Linked DNA regions of Homo sapiens: regions 1 and 2 are each linked to region 3. Evidence: chromatin contacts called from ENCODE Hi-C or POLR2A ChIA-PET data. All regions are on one chromosome and are shown on one strand. The core of a region is the stretch at or near the end of the contact, and the rest is flanking DNA. Distances in the headings are between cores, read along the strand shown.

Evidence for each region. Hi-C counts contacts between places; a loop is a spot of excess contacts on that map. ChIA-PET counts read pairs that join two places held with the same protein, here RNA polymerase II (POLR2A). Pooled maps may share reads with other maps.
Region 1: a pooled map shows a loop between it and region 3 (5-fold over the local background). The contact joins the enhancer-like site here to the promoter of LINC02558 in region 3. A Hi-C loop is called at or near these places in 3 of 168 maps with a recorded cell type or tissue (G401, IMR-90 and endothelial cell of hepatic sinusoid) and 10 of 50 pooled maps. POLR2A ChIA-PET finds 5 or more read pairs at or near these places in 8 of 52 experiments (BJ, MCF 10A, activated CD4-positive, alpha-beta T cell and 5 more).
Region 2: a pooled map shows a loop between it and region 3 (4-fold over the local background). The contact joins the enhancer-like site here to the promoter of LINC02558 in region 3. A Hi-C loop is called at or near these places in 2 of 50 pooled maps. POLR2A ChIA-PET finds 5 or more read pairs at or near these places in 4 of 52 experiments (GM10248, PC-3, SK-N-SH and 1 more).

The regions. Positions count from the first base shown.
Region 1 is chr22:31,825,046-31,828,214 of GRCh38, forward strand. All of the region lies in intron 24 of DEPDC5 (DEP domain containing 5, GATOR1 subcomplex subunit), which reads left to right. Among named protein-coding and RNA genes, the nearest start is that of DEPDC5, 73 kb to the left of the region's middle. Within about 2 kb of position 1,571, at least 2 of the 41 ENCODE cell types and tissues checked have a DNase peak (open chromatin) inside an H3K27ac peak, as active enhancers do.
Region 2 is chr22:31,788,596-31,791,621 of GRCh38, forward strand. The region is part of intron 10 of DEPDC5 (DEP domain containing 5, GATOR1 subcomplex subunit); the gene reads left to right. Among named protein-coding and RNA genes, the nearest start is that of DEPDC5, 36 kb to the left of the region's middle. RefSeq lists an enhancer at 1,960-2,019. Within about 2 kb of position 1,712, at least 2 of the 41 ENCODE cell types and tissues checked have a DNase peak (open chromatin) inside an H3K27ac peak, as active enhancers do.
Region 3 is chr22:31,969,353-31,972,213 of GRCh38, forward strand. It overlaps LINC02558 (long intergenic non-protein coding RNA 2558), which reads left to right and starts at 1,471. Exons shown (of 5, transcript NR_149128.1): 1 at 1,471-1,560. RefSeq lists enhancers at 601-650, 721-830.

The sequences.
Region 1 (3,169 bases), core at 321-2,820, 140 kb before region 3:
CATTTTTAGGAACCCAGAGTTTGAGCCTCTCAGGCTGTTTGGGGTAGAGTTGCGCCGAGGAGGGCTACTCTGGGACTCATTTGACTATACTTGAACTAGTTTCACTGGTTAACTGAAGCAGGGGGAATTACAGGTTCTGATGGTAGCAGCACCAGAATGTACCCAGGTAGTCTTGGAAGTTGTTTGGGGCCTGGGATAGCTCAGGTGGACCAGTTGATTTCCCATAAAATTTGTTTTAGAATTTTAAAATCATTTTAGGGAAAAGAAGTTTCAAAGAATCTTTATTTGGGGTGGTTGTGGAAGATTTTAACATGACACCATTGTGGAGTCCTCTGAGCTAAGGGTTCCCTGGCAGACTCAAATTGGAAAAGCATTTGCTGCAACCTGAAGCTCTGGCTCAGCCTTCTCTTTGGCTTCTGAGCTGTAGGTGTGTCCACCTGATGGACCTCTCTGCTCAGATGGCCCCCAAGTACCTCATCCTTAATGCATTGACAGCCAAACTCATGTCTCCCTGTTCCTCAGCCCATGCTTCCTCTTCCACTCCTTCTTCTGATTGGCTCCTCACCTCCGTTCTCACTGCATTGTTCAGACTCCTGTCATTTGTGGCCAGGATTATTGCAGTAGCCTTCAAAATGATCTTCCTGCTCTGTTCTCATCCCTTCTGATTCATAGTCCATACTGTCACTGATGTTTCCAGATGCAGATCTGATCAGCCACTCCTTCCCACATGTAACCCTTTCATGGCTCTTCATGGCTATAGTGCTGATCATCACCCAGCTCCTCCCTGTGGTTGTATCTTCACCTGCCTCCTCTTCCACATGGTACTGCAGGTGGAAAGAGCGCAGGCTCCAGGATCTTAGGACATGAGGCCTGACTCCACCTCATGAGCAGTGAAGCCCTCAGGCCAGTTACTACACTAATTTCTGGGTATCTCAGTGTCTTTATCATGAAGAGATTGAATTTTTTTTTTTTCTTTTTTGAGGAAGAGACTCACTCTGTCTCCCAGGCTGGAGTGCAGTGGTGCGATCTCAGCTCTCTGCAACCTCTGCCTCCCGGGTTCAAGCAATTCCCCTGCCTCAGCCTCCCAAGTAGCTGGGATTACAGGTGTGTACTACCACCCCCAGCTAATTTTTGTATTTTTAGTAGAGATGGAGTCTTGCCATGTTGGGCAGTCTGGTCTCAAACTACTGGCCTCCTGTGATCTGCCCATCTCAGCCTCCCAAAGTGCTGGGATTACAGGCATGAGCCACCACACCTGGCTGGAGATTGACTATTAAATGTGATAATCCACATAAATTCTTAGGACAGTGCTGGACATCCATGGTGAGCACTCAACAAATAGGAGCTGTTGTTGTCATTACAATAACATATTTTGTATTCCAGGCATTTCTTGTGCTCCTCAAAAGAACTGTGTCCTCGTGTTCCTTTGCATAGATAGGTTCCTCTCTATAGAATATGCTTCTTCCCTGTCTTTAACCCCTGATTCTGACTGGCAGGCATGAACTTAGTTTATTATTCAGCTGCAACAATACCTCTTCTTTGAAGCCTGCCCCGGTGGTTCCCCCTCCTTCCCATGCCCTCCCGGGGTGTGTTAGGCATGTTTCCGCACAGCTCCGTATGCATAACCCAATTGTACAACTTGGCATGTTGTGATCTCACTGCTTGTTTTCCATGTCTGTCTCCTCACTAGACTGAAAGAGCTTATCTTTATTCATTTTCTCCACTCAATGTTTAACACATTTATGGACAAATGAATTTATATTTCCAAGACCAAGTTGCCGTATGTGAGAAGAATTTGAATAACACACAATATTATTATTTAATTGGTATGCAAGTATTTAATTATACATAGTTTTTTTTTTTTTTTTTAAGAGACAGGATCTTCCTCTGTTGTCCAGGATAGAGTACAGTGGCTTGATCTCACTGCAGCCTCAACCTTTTGGGATGATGTGATCCTTTCACCTCAGCATCCCAAATAGTTGGGACTACAGGCACATACCACCACACCTGGCTTAATTATATACGTATGCTCTGAATGCTTGGCTTCTCATAGATGGTGTGGGATCCTGGGGTTGTTTTTCTAGTCAGGGTGATATTGTTAAGTGGGGTCATCTTTTCCCTTTCCCAGTCCCTTTATGTAACCTATAGCATGTGTTTTCAAAGGGGTTAGTGGCCATCAAGAGGTGATCTATAGCCACATGGGAACTGAACTCCCATCTTTGACCTTAAGCTACCTGATCAATTATGTTAATGAGCCACTGAAAGAAATTAGATAAAATTATTCAAATTTTTATAACCATATATCGGACATTAATTTGTTATAACCATATGCAAAACCAATTAATGTCAGATCTTCAGGATATATCCATAGTCTTACTTCCATCAGTCTTAGCCTGGCCTAAGGTGCCATCATCTTTTGCCTGGATGCAGTAGCGAGTTACCTGGTCTTGGGCTCCTCCCTTGCCCTTCCATATCGTTTATTTTCAACACAACAAATCAGAGTGACCTTTATAAAATAGAATTTGGATTATGAACTTCTCTGCACAAAATTTTCCAAGGGCTTCCCAGCTCACTTGGAGTAAAAGCCAAGGCATTATGGTGGCAGATAGACCCCTCATGTCATGTGGCTGCTTGTTACGCTCAGTCCTCGTCTCCTGCTTTCTCCCTCTCATTTCACTCTGGAGGTTCCCCAGATAGATCAGGCTCACTCTGAATTGCAGGTCCTTCCTCTTGTTCGCCCCTCTGCTGTGCCTTTACTCCAGAGAGCATCATGGCTAAGATCCAGATGTCTGCATTTGCCCAAGACAGTCCTGGTTTGAATTTGTGAACCCATATGACTATTAATAGTGTCCCCTTCCAGTCTCAGAGGTGTCCTGTATTGGATGATAAATGACATGGCCACCCTTCCCACAGCTCGCTCTCTCGCTTCCTTCAGGTCTTGCCTGAATTGCCATATTTTACTTCAGCACTCCCCTCCTATCCTCTCTACCTAATATTTCTCCATTGTGCCACCTGGCATGCTAGATTTTTAAATTTTGTACTTTTTTTATTGTAAGTTCCATGACTGTCAGGATTTTTGTTTTGCTCATGACTGTATTCCCAGAGCTTAAAACAGTTCCTGGTGGCTGGGCACAGTGGCTCACGCCTGTAATCCCAGCACTTTGGGAGG
Region 2 (3,026 bases), core at 462-2,961, 180 kb before region 3:
AGAGTTTTGCTCTTGTTGCCCAGGCTGGAGTACAATGGTGTGATCTCGGCCCACTGCAACCTCTGCCTCCCGGGTTCAAGCAGTTCTCCTGCTTCAGCCTCCCGAATAGCTGAGATTACAGGCGCCCACCACCACGCCCATCTAATTTTTTTGTGTTTTTAGTAGAGACGGGGTTTCACCATGTTGGCCAGGGTGGTCTCGAACTTCTGACCTCAGGTGATCCGCCCGCCTTGGCCTCCCAAAGTGCTGGGATTACAGACGTGAGCCTCCGCGACTGGGCCCATATTCTTTATTTTATTTATTTATGTATTTTTAGAGACAGTCTCGCTCTGTCGCCCAGACTGGAGTGCAGTGCTGCGATCTCGAACATGGCTCACTGCAACTTCCACCTCCCAGGTACAAGCGATTCTCGTCCCTCAGCCTGCCAAGTAGCTGGGATTATAGGTGTGCGCCACCTTACCCTGCTAATTTTTGTATTTTTAGTAGTGATGTGGTTTCACCATGTTGGCCAGGCTGGTCTCGAACTCCTGGCCTTAAGTGATCTCCCCACCTTGGCCTCCCAAAGTGCCGGATTATGGGCCTAGCCCGTATTCTTGACAGCATTATTCATATTAGCTAAAAAGTAGGATAACACAAATAACAAATGTCTGTCAGCTAAAGCATAGATAAATAAAATGTATATCCATACAATGTAGTATTATTCTGCTATAAAGAAGAATGAAGTACTAACACATGCTACAGCATAGATGAATCTTGAACACATGTTAAGTGAGAGAAGCCAGACATAGTGGATCAAATACAAATCATAAGATCTTATTTATATGAAATGTCCAGAATAGGTAAATATATAATATAGAGATTAGTGGTTGCCAGGGACTGAGGGTGGGGAGTGACTGTTTCATCAGTTTGGGATTTCCTGTTGGGGTGATGAAAATGTTTTGGATCCAAATAATGGTGATAGTTATACAACATTGTGAATGTATTAAATGTCACGATGGCAATATTTATATGTATTTTGCCACAATTAAAAAATTATTTCATTCGATTATCTCACCTTGATTTCACATGAAAACATTTTGATGAAAAAGTATTTGAAGTCACATTATGTAGTGTAAAAGAGTAGAGTTTGGATTAAGGCAGACTGGGTTTTAAATGATCTCATCAGCTTGCTTTTTTTTTTTTCTTTTTTGATTAAGAGACAGAGTCTTGCTATGCTGCTTAGGCTGGTCTTGAACTCCTGGGCTCCAGGGATCTTGTCACTTCATCCTCCTCAGTAGTTGGGACTACAGGCGCAGGCCACCATGCCTGGCTGATTAGCTTTTTGGTCTCCAAGGATTAGTCTCTGAGGCTCCATTTCTTCAGCTGCAAAATGGAGATAATAATAGACCCTCTCACCACATCACTTATGAGTTGAGACACTCCATGCCCATATCAGCCCATTGTGAGCCCGTTGTGTTTTCCTGTATATCACTTGCACTAAAATTAGATAAGGGTGCTGATTTTGGAGCTCTTGGACTCCCGTGAATTAATTGGCAGTCAGTGAAGGTCTGCTGTTTCCTAGCACTCTGCTCTGGGTACTGTGGCTTGTATTTAGGAATTTCTGTCCACTTGAGATACATCCATGAAATGTACATTATATTATGTGCCTTATATAGTGAGTGTTGAATTCTGTAGTCACTAAGCATACTTAAGATAAAGATGGGGTTGGTCAGTATAGGCTGTTGTCTTCAGAGACCCAGGAGGAACTGAAACTGCGCTTGCTAGCTAACTGTTGCAAGCCACTTTTGATGTTCATCTGTAAACACCCTACTTCTAGGATATTGATCTCCAGACTCCATGGAAATGTTTATTCTCATTAGTCCCTGTCCCTGTCCAAAGGTAGTTCTTTGCCTTGGCTTATACCGCTGAGTCCAGAGCAAACCCCACCCTCATCCTATGAGACTAGTAGGGTGTGGGAGTGCCTTTGATTCTTAAATCCACCACCATGGGTGCTGTTCTTGTTCCCTAGACCACAATTCTGCAGAAATTAAAAAACACTGTAGGCCTGGCATTGTGGCTCACGCCTGTAATCCCAGCACTTTGCCAAGGCAAGTGGATCACTTGAGCCCAGCCTGGGGATTATGATGAAACCCTATCTCTCTTTTTTTTTTTCTTTTTTTTTTTTTTTTTGAGACGGAGTCTCGCTCCGTCGCCCAGGCTGGAGTGCAATGGCACAGTCTTGGCTCACTGCAGTCTCCACCCCCTGGGTTCAAGTGATTATCCTACCTCAGCCTCCTGAGTAGCTGCAATTTCAGGCGCGTGCCACATTGCCTGGGTAATTTTCCTACTTTTAGTAGAGATGGAGTTTCGCCATGTTGGCCAGGCTGGTCTCGAACTCCTGACCTCAGGTGATCCACCCGCCTCAGCCTCCCAAAGCACCGGGATTGCAGGTTTGAGCCACCACGCCCAGCCGAAACCCTGTCTTTATAAAAAATGCAAAAATTATCTGGGCCTGGTGACGCGTGTCTGTAGTCCAGCTACTCGGGAACTGGGAGACAGTCACCATTACTTAATGCTGATTTGCAGTTTTCCAATCACTTTCCACATTCCTGGCACTTTAGATAACTTTCCTAAAGTCACATAGTGGCAAGTTTCAGGTTCAGGACTCCATCTAGGGCTTCTGACTCCCAGCAGTGCTCTGTCCCCTGCACTGCAGCCTATAATTACCTGAAGCTATTCAATACTGTGCACTGCTGCTGAGCCACCTGGATTAAGAATATTATGTGCAGCTGGGCCTCACACCTGTAATCCCAGCACTTTGGGAGGCCGAGGCAAGCAGATCACTTGAGGCCATGAGTTCGAGACCAGCCTGGCCAACATGGTGAAACCCTGTCTCTACTAAAAATACAAAAATTACCCAGGTGGCCCACCTGTAATCCTAGCTACTCTGGAGGCTGAGGCAGGAGAATTGCTTGAACCTGGGAGGTGGAGGCTGCAATGAGCCGAGATTGTGCCACTGCACTCCAGCCTGGGCAACTGAATGAGAC
Region 3 (2,861 bases), core at 221-2,720:
ATTTTAAGGCCTTTCAACTGCGTCTATCAAGCCCACCTAAATTATCCAGGATATCTTCCTTTTATGTAAAGTCAACTGATAATGGACTTTATTCGCATCTACAAAACAACTTCACCAAAACATCCAGTTTAGTGTTGGAATAATTGGGGCCTTTAGTCTAGCCAAGTTGACACAGTAAAAAAGACATCACACTCAGCAGGGCATGGTGGCTCAGTCCTGTAATCCTAGCACGTTGGCAGGCCAGGGCGGGAGGATTGCTTGAGGCCAGGAGGTCCAGACCAGCCTGGGCAATGTAGAAAGACACCATCTCTCCAAAACATAAAAAAAGATAAATTAGCTGGGCTCGATAGCTATACCTATAGTCCCAGCCACTCAGGAGGCTAAGGTGGGAGAATCACTTGTGCCCAGGAGTTTGAGGCTGCAGTAAGCTATGATCATGCCACTGTACTCCAGCCTAGGTGACAGAGCGAGACTGTGTCTCAAAAACAAACAAACAAAAAGCAGTGGAACGTTGCTTTACATATATTAGAGCACTTACCACATGCCCTGTGGTTAAGTGATTTGCATGCAGCATCTCAGTTAATCTCAGAACATCCCGTGACGCAGGTATCCTTCTTGTCCCTGATTTTACAGTTCAGGAAACGGCCTCAGAGAGGTGAGGAGACGCCCACAGTCGCGTGGCATGGTGCACCTGTGTTCTGAACTGTCACTTGCCTCTCCCTGTGAGCCTCTCTTTACTCTGCCTTGTCTTCTTGTCCTGGGGCAAGAAGTTAGGGTTCAAGACCCTTCGGGATGTGAGGATGTTTCTGCCACTCTGGACATTAGTTTTCTCCCCTAAGTGGCTCTATCTCTCCCGGCCTGAGTTTGGAAGGGAGACACCATTCTGGTACGACTTTTCTTAGGCCTGTGCTGCCATCTATGGGGCTCGAAGGTGCTCGCCATGCTCCAGACCGGCCACCTGGCAGTCAGGTGAGCTTGCAAGTGTGAAGAGCAGCGGGATGCGGGGGAGGGAGCAAGCCCAGTAACAAATAAAGCAAATATCATCGGCCCTTGTCCTCAGCTGCTCGCTCAGGCCCCCCAGAATCCTGTAGCATTTCTGGGGATTAAGAGGGTGGTGGGGTTTTCACCTCTATCACGTCTACTGCCAGCCTGGCGCCCAAAGGTTCGGCCGTCATCCGCCCCAGCGGGTCCCTGGAACCGCCGGGATGCCCAGGCTGCCAGGGGGTCTAATGGGGAACTGGGAGTTTCTTTCAGGTCACAGGATAGGTCTGCAGTGCGACTCAGGCTCCCGCGGGGACCTGCCCACTCGAACGGGGGAGGAGGAAGAGGCTCCGGGGGAGAGCCAAGGAGGCGGGGAAGAGGAGCGGCGTCCCGGGAAAGGGGATGCTGGAGCTCCTGCCGACGCTCCACCTGTAGCCCCGCCCTTGACTCCGCCCACTTCCCCAGCCCCTCCCTTCCAGGCGCAGCCTCGAGGTGGCGCTGTGGAGCCGCGCAGGGTCTAGGGCGACTCTCTGAGGGAGCCGCGGCCGCCAGGCTCCGTGGGTTTTGGTTCAGGCGCCGGTTAGTGTCGGGGTAGGCCACGCAGTGAGTTGGCTTGAGGCAGGAGGCAGGCGGAAACCGAGGCTGAGAGGCTGGCTGTCGCTGCCACCCCTCAGCAACCCCAGTGCAGCTGGTCATCCTGTCAGCCGATCAGTCAGTCGCGTCCCCAGCCCGGCTCACACGCCTCCTCCATCAGTCCCTCAGTCAGTCCCTGCGTTTCCTGTCTTTCCCTTGCCTTTCTCCCTCTTTTTTCTTGTCTTTTCTTTCTTTCTTTTCCTTCCTTCTCTCTCTATTTCTCTCACTTTCTTTCCTTTTCTTTTTCTTTTTATGAGAGGGGTCACCTCACTATGTCACCCAGGCTGGAGTGCAGTGACGTCATCTCGGCTCACTCAGCTTCGACATCCTGGGCTCAAGCCATCCTCCCGCCTCGGCCTCCCAAAGCTCCGGGATCACAGGCAGAGCCACTGTATCCGCCCAACCATTGCGGTTCCTGCCAGGTGGTCGGCTGGCAGGTCGGCCCTTGTCACCTGGGTCCCCGAGCCCTGCACACTGTGAGGGCGAACAGAGTCCATGGAGGATGGTGAGGGGAGGAAATATGTGGAGCCCAGGCCTTGCTTTTTCTGTTTTTTGTTCTTGTTGTTGTTGTTGCTGTTGTTTTGTTTTTTTTTTTTTTAGACGGAGTCTCGCTCTGTCGCCCAGGCTGGAGTGCAGCTCACTGCAAGCTCGGCCTCCCGGGTTCACGCCGTTCTCCTGCCTCAGCCTCCCGAGTAGCTGGGACTACAGGCGCCCGCCACCACGCCCGGCTAATTTTTTGTATTTTTAGTAGAAACGCGGTTTCACCGTCTTAGCCAGCATGGTCTCGATCTCCTGAACTCGTGATCCGCTCACCTCAGCCTTCCAAAGTGCTGGGATTACAGGCGTGAGCCACCGCGCCCGGCCTCTTTTTTTTTTTTGAGTCTTGCTCTGTTGCCCAGGTTGAAGTGCAGTGGTGCGATCTCTGCTCACTGCAACCTCTCCCTTCCGAGTCCAAATGATTCTCTTGCCTCAGCCTCCTGAGTAGCTGGGATTACAGGCACTCACCACCACGCCTGGCTAATTTTTGTGTTTTTAGTAGAGGCGAGGTTTCACTATGTTGGCCAGGCTGGTCTTGAACTCCTGGCCTCAAGAGTCTGCCCGCCTCGGCCTCTCAAAGTGCTGGGATTACAGGTGTGAGCCACTGTGCCCGGCCGTTTTTTTTCTGTTTTTGGTCAGAGTTACTTGCCAAAGGGCTTTGGTTTTTTCCCCTCAGGATCTCCCAGGCCCTTGGGGGGCAGAGGGGACAA